Linked DNA regions of Mus musculus: region 2 is linked to region 1. A link is a contact called in ENCODE POLR2A ChIA-PET data. All regions are on one chromosome and are shown on one strand. Each heading gives the region's core, a stretch centred on a gene start or an enhancer-like site at or near the end of the contact. The rest is flanking DNA. Distances are from core to core; before and after follow the strand shown. Region 1 overlaps Pdlim4 (PDZ and LIM domain 4). Region 2 holds the start of P4ha2 (procollagen-proline, 2-oxoglutarate 4-dioxygenase (proline 4-hydroxylase), alpha II polypeptide).

Evidence for each region. ChIA-PET counts read pairs that join two places held with the same protein, here RNA polymerase II (POLR2A).
Region 2: POLR2A ChIA-PET joins it to region 1 with 11 read pairs in Patski. The contact joins the promoter of P4ha2 here to the enhancer-like site in region 1. POLR2A ChIA-PET finds 5 or more read pairs at or near these places in 3 of 5 experiments (Patski and embryonic stem cell).

Annotation. Positions count from the first base shown.
Region 1 is chr11:54,058,276-54,062,828 of GRCm38, forward strand. Pdlim4 (PDZ and LIM domain 4) reads right to left here. Exons shown (of 7, transcript NM_019417.3): 3 at 1,663-1,741. Among named protein-coding and RNA genes, the nearest start is that of Pdlim4, 8.5 kb to the right of the region's middle. RefSeq lists an enhancer at 1-1,140. Within about 2 kb of position 2,121, at least 2 of the 3 ENCODE cell types and tissues checked have a DNase peak (open chromatin) inside an H3K27ac peak, as active enhancers do.
Region 2 is chr11:54,099,014-54,103,566 of GRCm38, forward strand. P4ha2 (procollagen-proline, 2-oxoglutarate 4-dioxygenase (proline 4-hydroxylase), alpha II polypeptide) reads left to right here and starts at 1,911. Exons shown (of 16, transcript NM_001136076.2): 1 at 1,911-2,027; 2 at 2,507-2,634.

The DNA of each region.
Region 1 (4,553 bases), core at 871-3,370:
GGGTCCTCTGTGGCCTTGCAGAGAACGTGGTCCTGAGGCTGCAGTTACCCATTCCTCTTGGGGATGCGTGCCAGGGGTGCCCTGTATTGGCCTAGGGGTAAGTGTAGTTTTCTTCTCCCTAAATGGTTCCAGCCAGCCCCACCTCCACACTCAGAGGAGGGGGCAGTGTGGGGACAATGAGCCCTGTGTCTGTGCTCCTGGGGACACAGCCCCGCAGAGGCGGGGAGGGTGTTTTTGTCGCCACCCATGGAGCCTACGACCTTTTAAATACAAAAGGGGGGCAGCAGCTAAGGAAACTGCTCTGTTGATTGTGGAAATTCACTCCCCTTACAGTAAGGAGTAAGGACCATCGCTGCTGGCCTTTGAAGAAAAACTGTGAGAAAAAGAATGGGGGCAGGAGAAGTCCCCCTGCAGCTCTAGCCACCAGACCCTGTTTGAAGCTACTCTCAGTCCCAGCCTCCCAACCCCAAAGGAAAGGCATATTGCCATGCCAGCTTTCAAACGCCACAGGGGAGCCCCCTGGAGCCCACTGGCCTTGAGTCCCTGGTGACTCCCTCCGCTCCCAACTAGTCTCTGCCCTGTCCCTTTCAGCACTGATGCTGAGAGGAGCCAGGCGTCTCACAGGAACAGCCCGCCCGCCTTCTGCTCCCTGTTGCCTGTTTTTTTTTTTTTTTTCCTTCTGCCAAATCTGTTCTCTTCTCCCTGCCTGAAGGGCCTCAGACAAAGCAAGCTACTAAGATCCAAATGTTTCCCGGGATGAGCTGAAGTCTGGGACAAATCAGCTCACCCTCTGCCTTCACCAACCTCCCCTGTCACTGCTCTGATCTCAAAGCACACGCACCCCTGGGCTTCAGGTGCTTGTGGGGTGCATTTCCTCTTCCTACCCGCTCTGTCTGGGTCCTAAGGTTTGGACTTGAATCTCCTTCCTCTGGAGAGCCCTCTCTGACTTCTTATTGAAATGTCTCTCTGTCCTGGTCCTTTTTCTTCCATGTGGAGAGAGCAGACAAGAGCAGGCCCAGAAGCCACACCTCTCATACTGAGTACTCTGGATTCAAGCTACATCACAGATTAGCCCAGGAGTGACCTTGTCCAGGGATGTGGAGCATGGTCTAGGTATCTGGAATTTGGTGCACTTGGCTTCTCTTCTCATGAGAACTCAGTGCAGCCAGGTTTGCTCTCTCTCCTTGAGGACAGTGTGACAGCTGCAACTCCTCTGGGACATGAAAAGGGACCTCTCCAGCTTTAGAGTGCATGAGGGTCGTGCAAGACAGGAATGGCCACAGCCTGATTCCTCACAGCCACCTGCCTACCCTCATCTCTCTCTAAGCCTGCTGACTTCTTTTTGATTGGGTCTCTCTGGGTGTGGGAGTAAACTTCAGCTCTGTGTGGAGAGATCTTGAGCCAAGACCTAGCCCAGCCCCATCCCATCCCAGGCACCCTAGCCAAGAATGCAGGCTAGCCTGGAGTTGGGTCAAGCACACTGCAGGGGCTCCAGGGCAAGGGATAGAAGCAGGCATGTCCTAGAGGAGCTGTCTACTTCAGTATACCCTGGCTGTCTGACCATCAGTGTGAGAATTTCACTGAAGTCTGTTGGCCATGCCTGCCTCTTGTCCTGGGTTCACTCTGAGCTAGCTGGGCCAGGTGAGCAGTGTCTATACCTACCTGGGACTCAGGGTCAATGTGGATCCTATGTGCTTGAGCCTTGTCATCAGGAGCACTGGGCCAGTTCTTATTCTCAGGCCTGTGGCAGGAATTGGGATAGTGAGATATGTCTGCTTATTAGTCTCCATCCCATGCCTGAAACCAGAGCTGGGGGAGAAGAGAAATATCCAACATTCCCCCTCTCTTTAGCATGGTGCTGTCTGCTGAAGCAAGAAGCCACAGCTCAGGTCGTCACCCTCCTGGGGCAGAGCTGTGCTCCCTTTCCTGCCAGTGGCCTGGTGCCTTTCTGGTCTCATTCCTAAAGACCTTGCAGGAGAGGGCTTGCACCTCAGACATTCTCCTCCCTCATGGTGGCCTGCAGAAACTCCACTCCAGGAGGCTCAGGGCACAGCAAGGCAAGCCAGGCCTCACACATGGATAAGCCGGGAGCCAGTGGGAGCCAGTCGGCTCATCCTCTGACCTCCGTAGCCTCTGGCCGGGGCCTGAGTGGCTCTCGGGGAGGTGAAATGGAGGCTGTGGGGGAGCACCTCCCGTCCTGCTGCCTCCACCCACTCAGGCAGAGTCATCACTGAGGTCTGCCCAGCCCAGATGGGAAACAGGCCATTAGGAAATTCCTGCTTCGCCATAGAAACCAAAAGCCAAACACCACTCAGGAGGGAGAAAAACATCGTAAACCTGCCATAAGCAGGACGGGCAGGCCTAAAGGCTGTGGGCCCAGCCCTGCCACTCAGTAGCTCTATGGAAGGCAAGCCAGGAGGGTGTGTGGACCCTGGGTTGGCAGGCGATGTATAATAAGGCTGGTTAGAGTGTGGAAATAATGTTCCTTAACCAAGAGGCCTCCTGAGGCCTCTCAAAGTCTTATGACTGGGGTTGAAGCTCACTCATGCCTCCTTTTCAGGGAAGATTGATTGATTGATGATTGATTGATTGAGGCAAGGTCTCTCTATGTAGTCCTGTGTGTCCTGGAAACTCACTATGTAGACTAGATTGGCCTTGACCTTAAAGAGACCCACCTACCTCTGCTCCCCAGTGTGCCACCATACCCAGCGCAATGGCTCGGTGATTTGACACTACGTCCACATGGATTCTGTGCTTTCATCTCTGTTCACACTGCCCACAGTCTTCTGGGGCCCAATCCTTTCCTCACAGCCCTGGCTCTAGCCACACAGCTAGGTTCCCGAGTGACCCCTTTAAAATATCTCCAACCATGTCTTCTACTTGCTCTGACTTCTAGTCATGACACACCAGGGATGCCCTGTCTGGATGCTTTTCTAAATACCTGCCCAAGAATGGCACAAACCTGTGGTCTAAGGGCCATGAGAGTGGCCTAAGATGTCAGATAAGAACGGAGGGCTTAGTCATGTAGTGGGCTCTCCTTCAGGGCTCCTCGGGTGAGTAGTAAGCTTGTTTAAACAAAAGGAGAAGCAAAGGTTGGGCTATGCAAAGCAACAAGCGATGGCAATAAAGACTATCATGGCAGTGTTGTGGTTGATAGGAGGAAGGTCCTGATCTACAGTACAATGGGATCTGACTTGAACTATTGGAAGCCTGACTTTGGCCCCATAGAAAATAAGTCTAGAAGGAAACAAAGCCTTTCCTGCATATCTCAGGTTGTGGGAGAATCAGTGGGGCACCAGAGGCAGGGAAGCTGTTCTAAGAATGCCAAGTCCCTCACTCTAGCCAGGTCATTAGGCTGGCTGGCCCTCAGCAGAGCCTCTTAAAGAGGTGGAGGATGTGTCTGGGGCCCAGGCATAAGCCTTGAGGAGTGGGCTGAACAGGGAGCAGAGACAGAGGCCTGTAAGGGAGCCCAGTAGAAAGAGGGTTGGGTTGAGGGTCTAGTCTAGGTGGCCACGTGGTCAAATTGCCCCAAGTCTGGTGTGTGAGGGAGGACTGGAGATGGTGGAGGGAGGGAGAGTCTTAGGGTGTCATTCTGACTGAGAGAGCCTGGCACCTCCTTACTACTCAGTGTCAAGGTCACAAGGCAGCCCTTGATTTAGGATTGGAGAGGTTTGGGGTCTGCATAAAGCACTTGTTGGAAGTCAGACGGCACTGTGACATGGACCATGGACACTCATCTGTCCCGTGGCCACACTGCATGCTGGGGCTGTAATTCCCAAAATGCAACACAGCAGTGGCCTTCTGGCTCCATCCATGCCTAGATCGGAACAAATGACCAGGAAAGGAAGGAAGGAAGGAAAGGGGACCTCCACCCTGCTACCATCCCTGACATCATTCTCTCTGGGAATCTCCTGACTCAGGACCCTTTGAGCCTCCTCACAGCTCTGCCATCCCTAGGGCTGCCCTCATTTAGCTAGAGAACAAAGCCAGAGGTGAGTCAGGGCCCAGGAACCCAGCCAAGCTGGGAGGCCTCAGAGGCTACTTGCGGGCAAAGCTTTCCTTAACCAGCCATGCCGCAGTCTGGCAGAGAGTAAGGAACTGGATGTATGGGAAAGAAACCCAGGCTCATAGAGCCCTTGTGGGTACCTAAGATAGAAGGGTCTAGATGAAGCTGAGGCGTCCTTGCTGTGTGCCCAATGGAATAAAGACTTGCAGCTGGGCTGCTCAGTGCCAAGGGCATGTCCAAGATTCCTGAGCCCAACAGGGACCTGGCTACGGGCCAGGCACAAACAGGGGCTACCTAATAACGTTTCTCGTTGTGTTTAAAAGCTCCGAGCCAATGGATCAATCAGGCATGGGTTAACTGTGTTGTGGTTTGGGGATGGTTTCGCCCACACAGATCCACGGGGGGTCGTGGAAAGTCCCCGTTAGCAGTGAATGTGGCAAAACTGAGTTATGTCCTCTGGGCCCAGGCAGGGAAGGCGGATGAAGCTCTCACTCAGCCAGAATTAAGCCAACTGCTAGTGGGAACTGATTAAAAAGGCAGAGCCTAA
Region 2 (4,553 bases), core at 661-3,160, 41 kb after region 1:
CTTTACTATCTAGAGACTATCCATAAGTTCTGTGACTCTAGAGAACCCTGACTAATACACCATCCCATGGTCAAAAGCTCTGACCCAGAATTATTCCTGTCTAAAAGAACTGCAGGGACAAAACTGGAGAAAAGACTGAGGGAAAGGCTGGCTAGTAACAGGTCCAAATTGGGACAGATCTCAAGGGGAGGCTGACACTATTACTGATGCTATGTTGTACTTATAGACAGGAGCCTAGCATGGCTATCCTCTGAGAGGCCCAACAAACAGCTGACTAAGAAGCAGATACACCCAACCAATGGTCTGAAGTTTGGGACCCCTGTGGTTTAATTAGGGAAAGGCTGGAAGAAGTTGAGGAGGAGGGCAACCCCATAGGAAGACCAGCAGTCTCAACAAACCTGGTCTCCTGAGATCTCACAGGCACTATCCAGTCAGCACAGACTAGCGGGTCTGAGGCCCCTGACACATATTCAGCAGAGCCTGGTCTGGCCTTAGTAGACACACCTAACTCTTGAGGAGACTTGAGGCCCCAGGGAATGGGAGGCCTGGTGGAGTGTGGGGTTGTGTGGGGGTGTGGGGACATCCTCTTGGAGACAGGGGACAAGAAATGGGATGAGGAACTGTTGGCGGTGAGAATGGATGGGGGATAACAACTGGACTGTAAAAAAAAAAAAGATTAAAGATAATTTAAAAAAAAATAAAAAAGAGCATACACCATGTAAGGGTGATTTAACAACGGTAAAGCAATAAACATAATACAGTAACTGTTGGGGGCTGTTGTGGAGCTAGAAGGTCTGAGAGATAGGCCAAGAAGATGGACTTTGCTTGCTTGGTTGGCCAAGGAGAGATGCACAGTGGGTGGTAGAGTGGGGTGAGGGTTATGTTTCCATAGCCATGGATTGAAGGTATTTATAGGCCAATGGGAAAGATCCTGTGGAGAGGGGGAGGAGGAGGAGGAGGAGGAGGAGGAGGAGGAGGAGGAGGAGGAGGAGGAGGAGGAGGACCACTCCGGACAGAGAAGTGGGCGGGCATGGGGAGGATCTGAGGATCTGGGCAAACTGTACTTTCTGTGGCATAGCAGATGCAGAAAGGTTTGTGCATGGTTTCAACTGGGCTCTTGGCTGGTAGCTGCCACAGACACGGACAAGTGGCCAGGTAGTATTTTCTGAGTTGTTTCTGTGTGTCTGTCTTTCCTAGTCTGGGCCGTCTGCCTGGTCCATGCCATTATAGGGAAATCCACACCAAACTCCAGGCACAGTCCCACAGGCCGGGCATCTCCGTTCTGGGCTCTGCTCCCTGATGAGATTCTCAGACTGCTTCCCCTCATTCATGGAGAAGCAAGCTTACAGGGCAGGCGTGGGAACCTGCTCAGCTGCCAGAGCATCCTTCAGTTCAGATCGAGGTCGGTTGCTTCCCTGTCTTCTTGACTGTGTGTGTCTCAGACAGAGCTGGTTGAGGTGTCCAATCTCATTGGCCTGTGTTATAAGCCATAGGTTGGCCCTAGGATGAGATGCTCCAGGCTACGCCAACTTCTCACATTTACAGAAGAGCCGAAGCCTGGCTAGCCTGAGCCCCTCAGAGAAGCAGTTAGGCTTTGGAGATGGGTCATCTGGAGAGATGAGGTGCGCTGACATCTCAGACCCTTGTCTTTTCCCTCCCTCCACTCCCCTCCCAGGATACTCAATTCCCGATCTTAGTGACGCCAGCCTCCTGCAATTTGCCGGTGGTAATGGATGTGGGGGTGGTGGGACCACAGAGGGCTGGAGCAGGCTGGGATGGGGGCGCCGCCCCTGGTGCCGGTCCCACGCGGCGCAAGGAGGTGTGCATCGCATACGTGCAGCGCGTGGCGGCTCGGGCCTTCCCGAAGGCTCCAGTGGCTCGGAGCCAGGCCCGGGCGGGCCCGGGGGGCGGGAGGTGGGGACGTGGCGGAGGCTCAAGCGGGCGGAGACTGTGACGAGGGCGGAGCCGAGAGCGCCGGGGCGACGCCGCGGGAGGTTCTGGAAACGCCGGCTTCTGCGCGTGTTCAGGTGAGCGCGGGTCCGCAGGGTCGTCGCCGGGCTGGGCTCGGGTCCCGGTGGCCGGGCGGTGCGTTCTGCTCTGCGCGGAGCCGGGAGCTGGATCCGGGGTCCCTCAGCCCCGTGCCCCGCGTCCGGCGCCCTGATTCTGCACCCGCCTGGGTTCCTGTCCCGCCCGCGTCCCTTCCCAGGGTTAGGGCGGTGAGGTCAGCGGTGCCCTTCCTGCCGGTACTGTTAGGCCGGGCCGGACAGGACACTTGGCGGGCTCCCGGGAAGGGGCGACCTGACCCCGGGGTCGCCCCCCGATCTAAGGCGGAGGCGCCCGCCTGGCCCCGAAGGCGGCGCTGCTTAGGATGAGGAAGACCCCTGGCTCCCAACCCTGGCAAGGACCAGCTTGGTCGCTGCCAGTTTTATGGGCTCTTAAATCAGAAACTCTCCTCCTATCTGTCAGAAGACATCCTTGTCGAACCTCTGATGTTTTCCCTGAGCAGTTTCAGAGACCGGTGGCGATTGGCTGACTGATTCAACAAATAGAGCATTCTCTGTGCCTGGAGACTTTCAAGGACTGAGGCAGGCAGAAGGGAAGACTCAGAAAGTTCAGGTCCAGAGCATCAGCAAGGTAAGTACTGAGTTAGTGTGGAGTTTGGGCTGTGTGGACTTGGTAGATGTCTGGATGCTTCCGGGCAGGAGACATGGGCTGGGGTGGGAGGCTCCGGTAAACTGGATTGGTCACTTAGGAACCTGGACTGAGGAATCACCCTGAGTGGCCGCAAGCTTGGGCCAGTATCACGTCTGTGGTACAGTAGTGGAATCAAGGTAACGGAAAAGGGCCGCTTTAGGGAATAGCTGTCCAAGGGCCCCACCCACAAGCAGTGAGAGATCTGCATGAGGAAAGTCCACTGAGCCCTTGCAAGGTGAGCATGGGTCTGGGTACTTCTGTCGCAGGATTTTACTGGGAAGTACAGGTGGGTCTTCCTGTCATCTGTATTCTAATGTGTCATTTACTATGCTGAAGGAGATCATTGAATTGCCCCCTACAGCAACTCTGCTGTGCTCTCAACGCGCTAAGGAGTCTCAGTACAAGAGAATCATTGGGGAAAGGCCTCCAGCCAACTCACTCCATCCTTGCGACGTGGCTTCCCTGACTGGGCCACACAGTGGATCCTTACCCTGAAGAATGACACTTTAAGGATTTTGCTTCTTAATGCAGGCCATCTCGTTACTGACACCTTATCCCTCCTGATGGAAGAGCTTCCTGGAACTAAGAGCAGGGTCCCAGTGCACCACTTTGTAGCTTCTGACATCCTCAAACGTTCTCAGCTTTGCAGAGGTCTATTGTCTAGCTCAAAATTTATAGGGTGATTTTGCAAGTTGTTGCTTGTTCTGAATTTATATCACATCCAAGTCAGCCCATGGTTGAGTGCCCTGTTAAATTGACCAGGCTTTCCTCTGGCGTGTATCTCCACTGCCTCTGAAGTGTCCAGGGTGTAGTCTCTCGATATGGTTCTGTGTGTGCCTCAAGGCCAGCCTCTCGGCTCCTCTCCATGTACAGAATGTTTGACCTTGGGATTCTTTTCTTCTTGGGCCTTCTTGTCCTCACACGAGCTTGTCCACTGTGTGGCCCAGCCAGTGAAGCCACATTGCTTGATGGAGTGAGTTGGCTGGAGGCCCTAGCCTGAAGATTCTGTCATATTGATCCTCCTTATTACCGTCAGAGCTCAGCAGGCAGATATGGTGACAACTCAACTGAAGCATTGTGTGTGACCTTTGGGAGTCCCTCCACATTGTCACAGGCTCTGCAGAGAGACTTACTTATCTATAGATTGGACTGCGTACAATGGACTGTGGGTTGTTCCTTGAATTGCATGTGCTTCATATCTGACTAGACTGGGCCTGGGGCTTGAATGAGGGAGAAGACAGGCGGTGGGGGAGGAGCTCTTTTTGCCCACAGGCAGCTCATAATCTCTCTGAGATCGCTGTTTAGCCCTGGCAGCTGCCTAGAGCCTAGGGAGGAGCCCTAGTGTGGGTGCTCATCAGAGGGAGACTGAGGCCCTGCAGCTCTGGGGACTGCGTGGAGTGAGGGAATTGAGGGCTTCCTTGTCTGCTGAGAAAGCTTCCATTTTTGACTGCATTCTCCCACATCCTTGGGAGGGTTTGAGGCTGGACCGAAGGCCTTGGCTGACTTAGGGCCACGTTGGCCGATAGTGTGCAGAGGCCTGGGGGGTGTGTCCCTGGCTTCTGGGATCTGTCAAGAGCTTAATTTTATGCAGATGGAGGTTGACAGCAAATGCTGCAATGCAGGCACGGGAAAGACCAGCAGAGTCCTGGAAAGAGGCTTCAACTTTGAAAACCATCATTCAAATCTAGTCATTTAGACCTTTGAAGTACCTGAGGGTGGGACACCAGCGTATCCCAGAGCAAAGGGAATTACTGAGTCCTGTGGTCTGTGGGGTTTGTGCTGGGGATGTGGAGTGAAGGATAGACAGACAGTTTTCCTTCTCAGCGAGAGCAGAGCAGGATGAGAAGGTCAGACTAGGC